Regions from separate parts of the Homo sapiens genome. Here region 2 is linked to region 1. Evidence: read pairs that join two places in POLR2A ChIA-PET (ENCODE). Cell type or tissue: endothelial cell of umbilical vein. All regions are shown on one strand. Each heading gives the region's core, and the rest is flanking DNA. Links, peaks and the distances in the headings are about the cores only.

The links. ChIA-PET counts read pairs that join two places held together with the same protein. Peaks named below come from ENCODE experiments on the same cell type or tissue, not always from the same donor. Only the 100,000 strongest peaks of a DNase experiment are listed, where the experiment ranks them.
Region 2: POLR2A ChIA-PET joins it to region 1 with 5 read pairs; 2 of 35 experiments call an interaction of 5 or more read pairs at or near these places.

Annotation. Positions count from the first base shown.
Region 1 is chr12:43,285,558-43,293,862 of GRCh38, reverse strand. No RefSeq gene overlaps it. Among named protein-coding and RNA genes, the nearest start is that of LINC02461, 130 kb to the right of the region's middle. In endothelial cell of umbilical vein, for the core only: no CTCF peak of the experiment used is centred there; DNase peaks (open chromatin) are centred at 4,402, 4,612 and 4,982.
Region 2 is chr12:42,545,489-42,553,793 of GRCh38, reverse strand. The region is part of intron 1 of PRICKLE1 (prickle planar cell polarity protein 1); the gene reads left to right. Among named protein-coding and RNA genes, the nearest start is that of PRICKLE1, 40 kb to the left of the region's middle. RefSeq lists an enhancer at 110-609. In endothelial cell of umbilical vein, for the core only: no CTCF peak of the experiment used is centred there; no DNase peak of the experiment used is centred there.

The DNA of each region.
Region 1 (8,305 bases), core at 1,908-6,907:
AATTCCATGATCATTTCTGATGTTCTGAAGTAATCCTAAAACAGAGAGAGTAAAGGCACTTTGATAAAACTCAACAAAACATCAAGATGTATCAGATCCCAAGGCTTTCAAATAATTTATTTTCTTTTAAGGTGCATACACCCGAAGAATGCTAAATTTTCCAGTCAGGTGGGAGATTATGTTTTCAAATGAGTTCATGCATTTGTGCCTGCGTTGGCCCAGAACACCCTTCCCACGGCCTACATACTTGCCTGCTAAGGAAATGCTTTTTCTTCCAACACTGGGCTGAGATTTAACTCCCTTCCCCACAGAAGGCAGAGGATTGTCTTTCTTCTGGCCACCTTTGCTGCATTGTAACAATGTTAACTATGACATTGTTTCCTCCAGAACTCACTACAAAATCATTGCTTTTTTAAATGGAAGATTTTACTAATTCACAATCTTCTTCAAGTCCAAGGAAAATAGGAGCATTGAAAAAATAAGAATTTTGTTGTAAGGTTTTATGGACTTTTTTGAATAGATACAATCTGAATTTGACTGAGCATGACATTTCTTTTAAAAATATGTTCAGGAATACATTTTAGTAGTTAATATTCTAGAAAGTCTGAAAAAGTAGAAATGATGTTTCTAAAGATTTTCATTTTCTTTTATTAAGATTGAAAAAATAAAACTAATTTTAAAAGAATAATTATAAGTATTTCTTAGAGTTTTTGATACAAAATGAAAACATTTGATGTATTCACTAAATGTATAAAATCTTTATCTCAAATGACTGGAATTAGGACACTTTATTTTGAGCCTGCGTTGTAAAAGTAAGCATTATAGAAATGCCTTCTGAAAATTAAATAGAACTCTTGATTTCCCTCCCACACAATCTGCTTCCTCCAAGTCTTCCATTCTCAGTAAATGACTAATGTTCTAACCAGTTGCTGAAAGCAAACTCCAGGAAACATCTTTGATTCTTCTCTTCCCTGCTGTCCATTCAGTGAGATGTTTTCTCTTGTTGGCATACTCTCCTCATACATCTTGATGTTTTCCTGTTGGTACTCAGCTCTTAACTAAAGGCCAACTCCCTGTTAAGCACTGCTTGATCAGTCAGTCTAAATTAGTGCTCCAGCCCCTTCACAGTCACTCCAGAGCCCCGAGCCACCTTGCTCTGTTCTACTTTCTTCATATGCTTCACCACCATCCAGAATGATTTTATTCATTGCTGCGCTTTTTTTGGTCTTCTCTACCTGAATATAAGTCCACAAAGGGAGAAACTTTTCCGTTCTTGTTTATTTCCTGTATTCCAGTGCCAAAATACAATGTTTTTACATAATACTGGCTCCAAAATATATTTCAAATGAATATTTTGGGAACAGATTTTAATATTTTTACTTCATTCAGCAAATACCTTATTTGTGTCTAGGATTGTGCTAGACAAAGTTAAGGGACTTATATTGAAAAACAGACATGTTATCAATTCTATTAACCCAATGAAATTGGATAACTTGGCATTCTTTCTCCCCTCCACCACCCCATTCACAACTCTTTCTCCTCTCAGGGACCTTACTCATAAAATATGGTGCAGCAAACGGGAAACAGCTCAGGCTACATGGGTTAAATGAGTTTGTGACTTCCAAACGTATCATATATGACCTTCGACAAGTTGTTAATGCTCATAGATGTTGTTTCTTCACCTGAAAAATAGAAATAATTTTTACAAAAATGGGATATAATAATGAAGGTATATACTAAGTATGTTTAGTACATTATTGGCTTCCAAAGAAAAGAAGCTTTTATTACTATGAGGTTGGTGCAAAAGTAACTGCTGTTTTGCCATTATTTTTAATGGCAAAAAGCACAATTATTTTTGCACGAATCTAATACTATCTCATAAACTGATCTGTTATCAGTCATGCCTCAAACCCATTTTTCACTGAAAATGAATAGTGCTTGCATAAGACCAGTTTTCAAGAGGATAATTGGCAACGAGCAAGCCTACTAATATACAGGTATCATATTTTTAATGGTCTGATTCCTTTTCTTTCCTTAAGAATAAAGCAAGGGATAATTGTGACTGATTCCTGCTGCTTCCTTATATGGCTGCTACATCCTACGGCAGCCCTGGAGGCGGTAGGCTGCCAGTAATGTCTGAGTGACTAATAAGATACAGTTATGTTAGAGATGTTGTGATCAACTCATAGCTGGTGTGTGAGGTCAAGTAGCTGGCTAAGGGGGTAGCAGCCAGCAGACCCAAAGCACAAAGAAAAAAAGTCATTGCCATCCAAGAGCAAATTGGAAGTATTAGGTTGATGCAAAAGTAATTGTGGTTTTTGCCATTGAAAGTAATGGCAAAGTCCACTATTACTTTTGCACCAACCTATCTGACTATGTGTTATTTAAAAAACAAAAAGCGAAAAACAAACAAAAAAACCCAGCAAGTCTCTTAGGCCATGAGACCCACCAAACATGGGAGCCCAAATAAGCGGCAGTGTAGTAAACTGTATCACTGAATAATTGAATATCTGGCAGGACGAATTTTATGTATTGCTTGATAGATAACATTTGCTTATTTAAAACAAGCTCAGATAATGAGTTGGGTGCTTCGGCAAAAGGATCTAAAGCAATTTCAGTTTCATCTCTTTTTAGGTTTAAATCACCTCTCTTTTATTTCATTTCCTGATTAGAACTCTTAGCAAAATAACTGTCTCAGACACGTATGGTCACTAAGTCTGATCCACGAACACCCAAAGGCATGTGTGTGTATATGCTCATGTGTATGAGTGTGTGTGTGATATTTCCTTCAGACATGCTCTGACCCTAGGGGGCACTTGAATCCTCCTCCTTTATGGGTAACTGAAATGGGCCAATGCTGGATTATCTCCAAACTGACTAACACTGGTAGGATAGTTTGGTTTAAGAACTATTCCAGATCTGTTTGTAGTTGCATCTTATTACAGTCTAGATTGAAGTTGGTTTCTTGTTGCTGCCTAAATCTTTCTTGAAGCCATCCCAAAAATATAAGGTTCCTCTAGATTAGAGGAGTCTCAGTATGACTCCAAAAGAAACTGATTCCTTTTGGCTTCCGACTGACTTAGACCCAAACCTCTCCAAATGCAATGATGGAGAGAGCAAGTTTCCGGACACTTTCTGCCCCATGAAAATTATCTATAACTATGTTGTCAAATATAGTAGCTACTAACTACATATAGCTTTTAACATTAAAATTCATTAAAATCAAATCAAATAAAAAATTTCATCCCCTAGTTCCAAGGATCAACTTTTCACATGTTCAATAGCCAAGGTCCATATATAGCACAGATATAAAACATTTCCATCAATACAGAAAGTTCTATTAGGTATCTAAACATAGATACCAATTGTTTGTCGAATTTTAGCTTTGCTCTACTTAAGCAAGCAAACACATTTGTGGTAATATTAACAATCATGCATCTTCCACTCATGTTTCACCATTAGTGACACTATTATTAATCAAGGATACATCCAGGAGAGGGAAGATTATTGCTTGATAAGAGCACTGTTTAGTTTCCTAAGCCAAAAGTTTGCAGTAGACTTCAAAGCTAGTGGTATCTTGGGGCTTCCAATAATCATGTGTTGAAGAATGGAGAAAAATTCCATTTTCAATACCTGTTCAGCACTTTATGCTTCCCCTTCTAAAATGCTCATCAGGCTTATAAATACTTATGCAATATCTATCATCCCCACTAAATTGTAAGACTTCACTGCAACTGACACTGCATCTATCTAGCTTATCATTATAGCCTCAGCATCTGGTACCATGCCTACAATATATTTATTGCACAATATATATTTGTTTAATGAATGAATTAATAAATCTTAACTTTCTAAATATCACTCATGGATAAAAATGCCAATTTCTTGGGGTTACTGTGAGGATTATGTGGAACAGTGTAAATGAAGTATTTGACATGTGCCTGATGTGTAAGAGGTGTTCCAGTACTACTTCCTCTCCCACCCTTTGATTAATAGGAACTTGGGTCACTTGGATCCATAGGTCAGAGAGACTTTGGTCAAGCTGACAATTTCTCTAAGTCTTAGCAGTTGTGCTCCTTCCCTTTGATCAGAAGCTTGGCTTAAGTTATTAACTACAAGGGGAAAAAAATGAGTTCGGTTCTGTGATTTGGCACTAAGGCAGCCATTCTCCAAGGGAACAAAGTACTAACTCAGAACAGCTAGGTTCATAATTCATGCTAGAAATCTCTTCAAGACTAAAATTCTGGCCTTTTTCCAACCGTCCGGTTCGTTCAGGCTTCTCTTTTCCTATCAGAATTCTGAAAGCAAAACTGTGCCAACAATTAAGTGTTGAAACCATTCCTAGAGATTCCTAGACACGAATTAGTACTGCAGGGCCAGTTTGAGGGAGAAATTTGGAATGAATGGAACTTTAGGATGGGCATTTACAGTCTTTTTGTTTGCCCTTGCTCTGTGGTTTCAGCTCTCCCTTAAAATGTTACCTTTGTATATTTCAGAGGCGGAAGGGATGACACGTTCTTGTTTAGCTTAGAGGCAGTTATTAGAAACACCAGTTTTAAGATGTATTAAGCAAAAAGGGGAAAGACCCTAAGTGTTTTGCAGCGTAGTCCCACGTATTATGGAACATGTTGTGGAAAAAATGTTTAGCCATCTGCTAACGGATATTAGGAAAAGTGGAGACTGTGTTAAAAAATAAAGCGTCGGGTTGTCCTTTGCAGAAAGTTAATAAAAAGAAGGAAGTGAAGACTGCTCATTATTTTTAATGACTCTGCTTTCCTGCAGAGTGCCCATATCTCCCAGCCTTTACATTCTGCCATTCTGCCTTCTTCCAGTTCATTACAGCACACTAAACTGCTCCTTAGAATGATGGCTTTGTTCTAAAGCAGAGTTCATCAAGAGGCGCGAAGTCCCAGGCTTAGCGGTTGTTAATCACAGTTCCAGGGGTAGGTAATGACGCAAAGATGAGCCCAGGACGTTGTCCATGGAACAGTCACCAAACCTGACTGCCCTGAACTTCCTTCTCAGCATGTCTGAATTGTTACAGGGATTCAGCCCTCAAATGCCTTGTTGTACTTGGGGGGTGATGTAAGCTTCAGCCGCTCATAATAGTTCTTATCTGGTAAACCAGAGACACCACGGTGTGGTTAGAAGTAGTCTTCGTCCTTGAAAATTTCATGTAGTATATATTTACATCATACTTGCCTTTCTAGTTTTATTTTTTTCAGTATATACTATTTGCATGTGTAAACTTTGTGCTATACATTTAGAGTAAGGAGCTTTCTGTGCTATCATTGACTGTGGATGGACTGAGATCTCACAGATAAATCATGAAAAGTGCATAATAAATTCATCGTAGTGAGATGAAAAAGTAGTAAAAGTAGTAAGTATTCCTTCATTCCACCATGAGGCTAAAACAAGGTAAGCTGTTTAATCTGGGCATATATATGATAAGGCAGTAAAACAATGTAAACGTGCACAGACGCGCACACACACACACACACACGCACACACACGGAATGAAAATTCCAGCTCCAAACTATATTGGGTAAACCTGCTGTCTTTATTTTATATCTATATGTATATCTACATTACTCTTTCCAAATAAGGACTAAAATGGCTGTGTAGGAAGCCCTTTGAACTTTGTATTTACAAGTCCATGTGTTCGAAAAAGAGATAAGCCCCCTCTGGAGAGTGCCCAGCTGGATAAAGGACACGCAGCTCTCTCTCCAACGTGGGACTGGAGTAAGACATGCCGCAGCAGCATTTTCTCTGAACTGAAGAAGGTGGCGTCTCTTGACTTTCTTCAGGCAAAATCATAAGAGATTTACCTATTTATAAATTCAAGAATTGGAGTGATACTCTGCTTGGTTTACTTTTGTTTCCATGTGAGCATATGCGTTTTTAAAATAAAAAGTAAGTGGATCTTTTTGCCAAAAGTTTTCAGGCACCATATCCTTTAAAAAAGCCTTGCTAGAAATAAAGTATATGTTTATTCATTAGCTGTCAGGCACTTCTGGGCTCAGTACCCATACACACAGGCTGTTTAATGCGGAGTTTAATAACATTTATATAGAACCGTTCTGGGGACTATCTTGGTAGAGAAATATCCATACTGACAAAGCATATTGTTTTGCTTGTCTTCATCCAGTGAAATAGGAAAATAGGATTGCCCCCACCCTATCTAAATGCTGCCATGCTGTTGATAAAAAAAATAATAATAATCCACTTTACCGTCATGCTAGAAAGTGAAGAATGAAACCAGGCAGCCAATTTGAAAGAAAAATGAACATGTTTTAGATTTCCCCAAAGCCCAGTAGAGATCGAGTTAGAGCTATTTTTACCCCCTCCCCAAATGATTTAACTTTGTCTCTTGACAACGATCTAGAGTTGCCTGATGTATTTAGTTTGGAAGAGACAAACTTGATAAGCTGCTGAGCAGAAAACTAATTAGGAAAGAAAGGGTTCATTGGATTGCAGGAAAAATAACAAAATGAACAAAGGAAAGAAAGTAAGTGTTCTGTTCTGTCATTAGTTGGGCTCATACTGTGCAGAAGGGAGTTACCAAAGTCATTTCCCCAACTGCCAGGCCTCTGTAATTGACTTATTATTAGAATCCATAGGAAAATAACCAAGTGTGGTCAGGACAACTCAATCAAGAAGCTGGTGATGTGGGAAGGGAAAGGCATGGGGAGAAACAATAGCGACCACAGCTAACCTTAGCGAGTGAAGAAACACCATGTAGGGGCTGCAGTTAATTGTTTAATCACATTGATGTCTAAACTATGCTATTAAGAGTTACTAATTGAGATGCTTAATTGCATTTGCATTTCAGGATGGAAGGCTTCCTTGAGCCTTGTGGTGTAGGTATACAATATTCTAAGTGTGTGCACATGTGCATGTGTCTGTCTTTTTTGTTTGTTTGTTTCTGAGATGCAGTCTTGCTCTGTTGCTAGGCTGGGGTGCAGTGGCGTGATCTTGGCTCACTGCAACCTCTGCCTCCCGGGTTCAAGCAATTCTCCTGCCTCAGCCTCCCGAGTAGATGGGACTACTGGCGCACACCACCACATCCAGCTAATTTTTGTAATTTTAGTAGAGACGGGGTTTCACCATGTTGGCCAAGATGGTCTCGAACTCTTGACCTCATGATCCACCCGCCTTGGCCTCCCAAAATGTTGGGATTACAGGCATGAGCCTGGCCATGTGTATGTCATTTTTTGTATGTTTGCAAAAGAATGATTTGAGGAGAAGTTAGAGTGGAGAAAAGTTTTTGTTGCACAAATCATTGGTTGGAATTGTATCATTTAAAGGGGTAAAATTTATTAGTGGTGGATTAGGTTATGTTATCCTCTTGAAGACGCAGTTTGCTCCTTTATAAGAGGCAGTGTGAACCTACTCATGAATTGTTTATGAGTGTTGAATGAGATGATGTGTGTAAAGCATGCTTTAGATGTATTTATGTATTTACTTATTTTTTAAAGACAGAGTCTTGGTCTGGTCACCCAGGCTGGAGTGCAGTGGCATGATCATAGCTCACTGCAGTCTTGGACTCCTGGACACAAATAAACCACCTGCCTCAGCCTCCCAAATATCTAGGACTACAGTCATGTGCCACCATGCCTAGCTATATGTTGTTGTTGTTGTTCAATCAGATTTCCCAGGTTGAATAATTTTTATTCGTCTTTTTTTGTAGAGATGGGGGTCTTGCTATGTTGCCCAGGTAGGTCTCAAACTCCTGGCCTCAAGTGATCCTCCCACCTCAGCCTCCCAAAGTGCTGGGATTACAGGCATGAGCAACTGTGCCTGGTCAAGCATACTTTAATATCTATATAGGAACAAATAAATATTAACTCATTTTTCACCACCCTGAGACCTATGTTGAATAGCCACCTCCTTCTGCAACCGACTTGGGACAAAAAAAATGAAAAAAAATCACAGTAAGTTACTGAACAGGAGAACTACACTTACCGATGTCTGAACATATAAAGAAGGTTAGGGTAGGGTGAAATGATACTAAAATACGTATTCAGCAGATTGTTGGCTTTCAATTTAATTGCCTCTCTATTCTACTCTGATTACTTTGGATGCTCTAGGGTGGCACAATGGGAACCTATTGTTAGTAATAAACCTAGATTTAGGCTAAAAATAACTTTAAACAGTTCTACCTCTTTCATCCTTTTGCCTGTCAAAACTATTGAGGTAATAAATTTCAAGTGCCAGCATGGAGAGAGAATTCCCAAAAATAGATCATGTTATTAAGAGCCTTGAGGAAATACTCTATTATAATTTGCTTCCTAGATAATTTTGT
Region 2 (8,305 bases), core at 1,750-6,749, 740 kb after region 1:
CTGAGGCAGATGTTCAGTGATTTGCTGCAGGTCACCTGGTGTAAGCAGCAGAACCAGACTTGAACCCCAGCAGTGCGACCCTACAAGCCATTGTCTTAACTTGCTAGAGTACCACTCCCTCCATCACATTCAGAGTGCCTGCTATTATCTGTATTTTACAGATGAGGAAACTGAAGCTTAGAGAGGTTAAGTAACTTGCCCAAGGTGACGTTACCCTGGGCAATGATGGAATAGGAGGGACACTCAGACCCCCCCCGCCCCACCCACCCCCTGATTCTAGAGCCAATTTGCCTTTCAGTAACACAACACAATGGACTTATTGTTTGGAGAAAAACAGTTTTTTTTTTTTTGAGACGGAGTCTCGCTCTGTTGCCCAGGCTGGAGTGCAGTGGCGTGATCTCGGCTCACTGCAAGCTCTGCCTCCCCGGTTCACGCCATTCTCCTGCCTCAGCCTCCCAAGTAGCTGGGACTACAGGTGCCCGCTACCACGCCCGGCTAATTTTTTGTATTTTTAGTAGAGACAGGGTTTCACCGTGTTAGCCAGGATGGTCTCTATCTCCTAACCTCAGGTGATCCGCCCGCCTCGGTCTCCCAGAGTGCTGGGATTACAGGCGTGAGCCACCAAGCCCGGCCGAGAAAAAAAAAAAATTTAAGAACCTGGGGATGACACATAAATATTCATATTCTAAGACAGGGGTCCCCACCCCCAGGCCAAAGACCAGTACCAGTCCTTGTCCTGTTAGGAACCGGGCCGCACAGCAGGAGGTGAGCCGCCGGCCAGCGAGCAATACAGCCTGAGCTCCACCTCCTGTCAGATCAGCTGCAGCATTAGATTCTCAGAGGAGCTCAAACTCTATTGTGAACCGCGCAGGAGAGGGATCTAACCTCCCTAGATTGCGCGCTTCTTATGAGGATCTATTGCCTGATGAAAACATCCACTCCCACTCCACCTCCGTGTCTTCCATGAAACGGGTCCCTGGTGCCAAAAAGATTGGGGACGGCCATTCTAAGAGACCACTTCCCTATTTGTCAGAAATGTGATTGTGTTTACTCCAATTTAAAACAGGGTCTTTACATACGTTCCTAATACAAGTGCTGCTTGCTACTACTACTCACAGCGCTCTGTGCCCAACTCTTAACTTCCTCCCTCAAGTCCCTCTGGAAAGAAGAGAGGAGATGCCTTCCTTCTGACGATGGGACCCCCATTGGTGATTCCTGAGACTTTATTGCTAATTCTCTGACTTTGGCTGTAATGACAATAAGAATAAAAAAGCAAATAGAACCCACCTTTGTGGAGCACTTGCTCTGTTCGGGGCTCTGGACTAAGTGCTTTTCATACATTGTCTTACTTAGTTTCCTGTTATTAATATTCCCTCCATTTTACAGAAATAGGAAATAGTGTAGAGTGACATTAAGGAACTTTCTTGGCCTGGCACGGGAGCTCACACCTGTAATCCCAGCACTTTGGGAGGCCAAGGTGGGAGGATTGCTTGAGCCCGGGAGTTCAAGACCAGCCTAGGCAACATGGCAAAACCCTGTCTCTACTAAAAAATATAAAAATTAGCCGGGCGTGGTGGCATGCACCTGTGGTCCCAGCTACTTGGGAGGCTGAGGTGGGAGGTTCACTTGAGCCCAGGAGGCAGAGGTTGTAGTGAGCCGAGGTTGCATAACTGCACTCCAGCCTAGACAACAGAGTGAGAGCCTGTCTCCAAAAAAAAAAAAAAAAAAAAAAAAGTAACTTTCTTGAATGTGTACAGGTTGTGAATGGCTAATGGAGATTTCAGTCAGTATTTGTCATACTTGACAAAATCCACCTTCTTAGCTTCCATGCCATACTGTAGGTTAAGGACTGTAGTAGTTTTAAACATCATAGAAATATAGTGGGGCTTTTTGTTTTTTGGTTGAGGTGGTGTGGATCAGCTGCTTCCCACCAACTGGCTTTTAAAAATTCAAAATCCTTATTAAGTTGCTTCATAACTATATGGTGTCTGCTTATGAAATTAACTGGACTCTAGCATTGGACCCATTGAAAATCAGACAGCCAACCTTTTGGAAGAGAGGATGTCCAAATAAACGTCTCCTCTTCCCTTGGGCCACACACAGGGAGAAGAAACCAGCTTCAAGCAATTGGCCCTAATGTGTGTGTTTCTCTTTCCTCCACTCTCCTCCTTCTTTATTTATTTGCCATCATACAGAGATGGCACCCTTATTCTTTACAGGTGGATCAATATTTACAGCCATTCAGTGGGGACTTTGTTGGCTCTTCCTGTTCTGCAGGCTGCTGTGTAACAAAAGCTGCCTGTTTTTCTGGGACCCTCCACATCTGCTAGCAGAACTGCAGTTAGTATTACTGGGAGCTTTGACTGATGACCAGTTCAAAGTCAGTTTGTTTGGAGTGCTTACAACAATCTTCCTGTTTGCTAGGAAGTAAAATAACTCTGCTACACACAGGTATCAGACCCAGAAGGCAGATATGTGGTTCACAGTAGACATTTATTTCTCCATCTTTATTTTTTCTCATGATCACCTCAACATTCTGATGTGTGATCACAACCATCTGTACAATTATAGTTATTTAAGCTACCGTAAGTTTAAAATTGAAGGTTGCATAGGTGCATATTAACAAGGGTGGTGCTGATAAATTTTTAAAAAGAGTTAGCTGATCACAATGGCATTTTAAAATTAATGAATGCAATTGGCTTTAATTATTAAAAAAATACATAGTCTAGCAGGCTTCCTCAATAAGGCTTTTTTGTGCTGACTGTGGCACATTTTTCCTCAAATAATTGCAGAGCTCAGCTTTATCATTAAGCAGATGGTTTCTATTAATTCCCAAGGAAAGTAAATGATTGCAATTAACCAAACACTCAAAAGTTGAGGATTTTAGAGTTCAGCCCTAGTACTTCAGGCAGGAATCTGTGTGTCACCCTGTTAGTCAAGGTATGCCAAAAAGGAGAAACTCTCTTGACAATTTTATAATGTCTCCTCCTTTATAGATGGGCTTTGAAAGTAACTTCGAGCGTTCTCAAAGCTAAGTTACTGCTAAATCTCTGTTGACTTGCTGGTTCTAAGTTTTTATGGTGTTTTCTGTTGATTTGTTGTTTTGTAGTAGGAAGAGGATTGGAAATATTCTAGATAAATCTGAGTAGCAGTTGAAAACAGTTCAAAAACTCTGTAAATTCAGGTAGTACTATAGGGGTTATGTCTTTTCCACAAATGCCACTGTGTTTCTTTGCCCTATAATACGACATTTGGGAGACTATTTTGTTGGCAGTTTCAAAGAAAGGATAAACTGATAGAGAATACCCTTATGCAAGTCACCCTTTCTCTTCCAGTAAATAAACTAATGTTTCCAGTGAATTTCTTCAAACTTCTTGGTTTTAACCAAATGATATTGCTTCTTCTTTTCCTCATTTTAAAGTTCAGTCATTTACTCAACAGATTTTTTCTTTCTTTCTTTTAAGATAAGGTCTCGCTCTGTTGCCCAGGCTGGAGTGCAGTGGCGCGATCATGGCTCACTGCAGCCTCGACCTCCTGGACTCAAGCGATTCTCCCACCTTGGCCTCCTGAGTAGCTGGGACCACAGGCATGTGCCACTATACTCAACAGATTTTTGTTTGGGTGAGCTGCTGTGTGCCAGGTTGGAGGACAGAAGGAGAAAAATATTTTGTCCCTGATTTCAAGGGGCTTGCAATGTGGGTGCAAAGTCTGACCTTGTGAACAATAGCAATACTGTGAGGTACATGGACAGTGGAGCATTTCAGCATGTGCAAAGGTGTCAAACAAGAATCAGAGCAGAGATGCTACTTGAGCTTGGGCTAGAAGGATGAGTGGAAGTTTCCCAAGTTGTTAGTATAGTAAAGAGGGAAGAGTGTGTGCAAGACAGGGAGGCCCCCAAAGCAGGTTAAGCTCAAGGACCTCTTAGGTAATTAGATGTTGCCAGAATGCAAATTTCAAGGGAAGCATGTTGGAAGCTCAAGTCAGACTGATAGGCTGGGGCCAGATAATGATGCCCTTTGGAGCTTTGCTAAGAAGTTCAGATTTTATCCTGTAGATGATACTCTATGTGGCAGCAGTGTGGTGTATGGATAGATTAGAGGAGGTGGAAACGGACTGGAGAGATAAGTGAGCCATCTATTACACAAGCTAGGGAAGAGAGGGAAGGGTCTATGGGGACTTGTAGGTTTGGGTTTAGGCAATTGTTGGGAGGAGGCTTGTGCATTCTAGAGATAGGGAATGTGTGGTGCCTTTGAGTCATCGAGGTGGAGATGTCAGTGAGAGGTAGGGGTGGGTTCCATGATCCCGGACCCTAAAGGAAAGATGTGGCTTTGAGTCATAGTAAACCCTAACCTGAGAACTCTGCACATGACTCCTGAAACTATGTCAAGATAAGTTTAACAACAGGTATTTCCACCTTTGTTTTCTTGTTTCTTTAACTTTTTATGTTGTAGTCATGCGAATTCCTTAGGATGTGGATTCAGCTATGGCCAGTTTGATGTGTGTTCTTACCCCTAACCAAGCTTCAGCAGTTTGATAACATACACATCTGGGAAATGAGGAACGCTGGGCGGGTAGCAAATTGTTCATTAATATTGCCCCTAATGGTTTTTTTCCTAGCTTTCTATGGAGAGAGGTGATCTTTATCTAGGTTTTTTTTTTTTTTTTTTTTTTTTTGGAGACAGGGTCTCACTCTGTTGCCCAAGCTGGAGTGCAGTGGCCCGATCTCAGCTCACTGCAACCTCTGCCTCCCAGGTTCAAGCGATTCTCCTGCCTCAACCTCCCAAATAGCTGGGAATATAGGCACAAGCTATCACACAGCTAATTTTTGTATTTTTAGTAGAGACAGGGTTTCACCACGTTGGCCAGGCTGGTCTCAAACTCCTGGCCTCAACTGATCCACCTGCCTCGGCCTCCCAGAGTGCTGGGATTATAGGCATGAGCCACCGCGCCCGGCCTCACCCTTCTTCTTAAACCAAGTGATGGAATCTTCTGAGACTCATATTTGCATCCTTGTCATCAGTTTCAATTGGAGGTGAGGGATGGACAGGATAGCACATTCTCTCCATCTGAAATAATGACCTCCATGCTACTCACCTCCTCTCCAAATCCCACCTCAAAGACTCAACACAAATCCCACCTCCTCTTCTTTTGACTGTACCTTCTGAAAGTGAGCCTAGCTTTGCTCTTCGGAACTCCTGTAGTGTTTATTATTTTGCACCCTTTATTTACCATTTAGCATTTGCTACTTGTGAAGTTAGTTATTCCAGTGTGCATAGATGCCTTCAACCCCCTTCTAGATGGGTGTCTTCTCAGGAGTACCCTATGACCCTCTTTGGGTTCCCCGCTTTTTGTCTTCTATATTGACTTATGCTTACGAAGCACATAATAAATATATATGTGTTAATATGTTCGAGAAATTTTAAAATATAGGATGGTTTTTTCTACTGCATATACAGGTTGAGCATCCCTAATTCAAAAATCCAAAATCTGAAATGCTCCAAAATCTGAAACTTTTTGAGCACACCAACATGACACCACAAATAGAAAATTCCACACCTCAAGTAACTGGTTGACCTCAAGTGACTGGTTGCAGTTAAAACTTTGTTTCAGCTGAGCGCAGTGGCTCACTCCTGTAATCCTAGTGCTTTCAGAGGCTGAGGCAGGAGAATCTCGTAAGCCCAGGAATTTGAGGCCAGTGTGAGCAACATAGTGAGACCACATCTCTATTAAAAAACACAAAACAAACAAACAAAATTTAAAAACTTTGTCTCATGCATACAATTATTTAAAATATTGTAGAAAATTACTTTCAGGCTATGTGTATAAGTTGTATATGAAACATAATTAAATTTCATGTTGAGACTTGGGTTCCATGTTCGTGATATCTCATTACATATATGCAAATATCCTAAAATTCAAAAAATCAAAAATCCAAAACACTTCTTCTCCCAAGTACTTCAGATAAAGGATACTTAACCTGTACTATGAATGTGTAACCTTGATTTTCCTCTCGTAAATTAACATTATCAGTTATAAACATAGCTGCCTTTATTATGTATATAACATTGTTAATCCGAGAACCTTGGAAGTGGGTTTATCCAGCTCCTAGCTTTTAATCTGAATTGACCTAATGATAATAGATCATATTATTTGAGCATAGTATACGTTATCCCATTCAGTCTTTAAAAATAGTATCAAGAATTAGGTGTATTTTTTCCCATTTTACAGATAGGAAAACTGGGCCTTAGAGAAGATAAGTGACCTGTCCAGAAACACACAGCCTTGAAGAGACAAAGCTGGGACAGGACCCTGCTGGGTTCAGCTCCAACTCCAAGTCCTGCGGTTTATCCATGGCATGGTGCTGCTGGCCTTTGTACATCTGTTATATTACATAATCTGCCCAAGGGCCTCATGAATACCTTTTGCTAGCCTCATTTACAGATAAATAAACTGAAATTCAAAAGTTTTAGATGGCATACCAGGGTTATTAATTAGGTCTGTCTGTCTCCCAAACCTTTGTTCTTTCCACCATACATCACTTCCTCCTAGTAGTAGTTGCTAGGAAGATGCCTCAGTAAAGGTTTGAAGTAGCTTATTACTAAGACCCTTCCAATTCTAAGTTTCTATGTTATAGGAGGAAGATTTATCAGGGAAATAACTTTTCAGGGATAGAAATTATTCCAGCTACAGAAGGTAACTTCACACCTCCTGTTGATTGTTCCTATATTAGTGAGAATGCATGAATACTTGGAACTTGCAGCTAATTCAAAACAAAACAAGCAAAAACTTGGGGTATATTTTGTCAGAACTGTTAACAAGTAATAAGAATGGCTGGTTCAAGTTTCTTTCTTTTCTTTTCTTGCAAAATAGTTGAAATGAAAGTGAAAGGCCCAAGGACAGACAACAAGAAAACACATATAAAGGTTTCGAAAAAGCCACAAAACTGCATAATTCAGCCAGTAAATTTAAGAGTTTTATAGCCAGCTTAAGAAATTATCAAGTGCTAAATGGAAGATTCACTATTTTATTTTGTTTTGTTTGAGATGGAGTCTCGCTGTGTCACCCAGGCTGGAGTACAGTGGCATGATCTCGGCTCACTGCAACCACCACCTCTGAGGTTCGAGCAATCCTCCCACCTCATTCTCCCGAGTAGCTGGGATTACAGGCACATGCCACCACACCTGGCTAATTTTTGTATTTTTAGTAAAAACAGGGTTTCGCCATGTTGGCCAGGCTGATCTCAAACTCCTGACCTCAAGTGATCCTCCCACCTCAGCCTCCCAAAATGAGATTCACTACTTTAAAAGATCTCAAGTGAAGAATAATATTTAATTCTTTACTCAGTTTGCCTCAAATATCCCTGAAAGCTGGATAGCATAGAGAGTCAGCATTAAGTCAGGTGAAAAGTTCCTTCCATTGTGTGAATCTGTTTTCACTTAATTTTTGTTTATGTCCACTATTCTCATTTTGTCTCAATATAACATAATTTTGTCTGTGATTGATTACCAGTCCTTTTCAAATTTATGTGTACTGTGATTTAATTAACTTTACCCTTAAGCAATGTGTTTTGAGACATATTAATGAGGTGGGAGTCTTTTCAGAGTATTCATAACTTATACATCCTTCTTTCATTTTTTGGCTTGGCATCAGGCTTTGAAATTCTACAAGGCAAAGGTCTGAATTCTGAGCCTACCTGACTCCAGGGAAGATCTCCTATATATTTTCTGGCATGTTTGTTCGTCAGTGTTTATGAAAGATTGCTTTTTTACATCTAAATTCTTTTCTCTATTGCTGATTAAGAAATTACTTGAAAAAAATCTTTTGACTATAGATTTTTTTTTACTAAGTCATTCAAATAACTTTCAAGAATCTCCCTCCTTCCATATATATATATATATGGATATATTTTTCCTTCCATATATATATTTTTTTTTTTTCTTTTTTGAGACGGAGTCTTGCTCTGTCACCCAGGCTGGAGTGCAATGGCGCAATCTCGGCTCACTGCAACCTTTGCCTACCGAGTTCAAGCGATTCTCCTGCCTCAGCCTCCTCAGTAGCTGGGATTACAGGCACATGCCACCATGCCCAGCTAATTTATTTTATTTTTAGTAGAGATAGAGTTTCACCATTTTGGCCAGGCTGGTCTCAAACTCCTGACTTCAAGTGATCTGCCTGCCTTGGCCTCCCAAAGTGTTGGGATTACAGGCGTGAGCCACCGCACCCAGTCCCAAAATATTTTAGTGTGTTCAGTTTTAATGTTTTCCAAGAACATACTAAAACAAGATACAAATAAACAATTTAATGC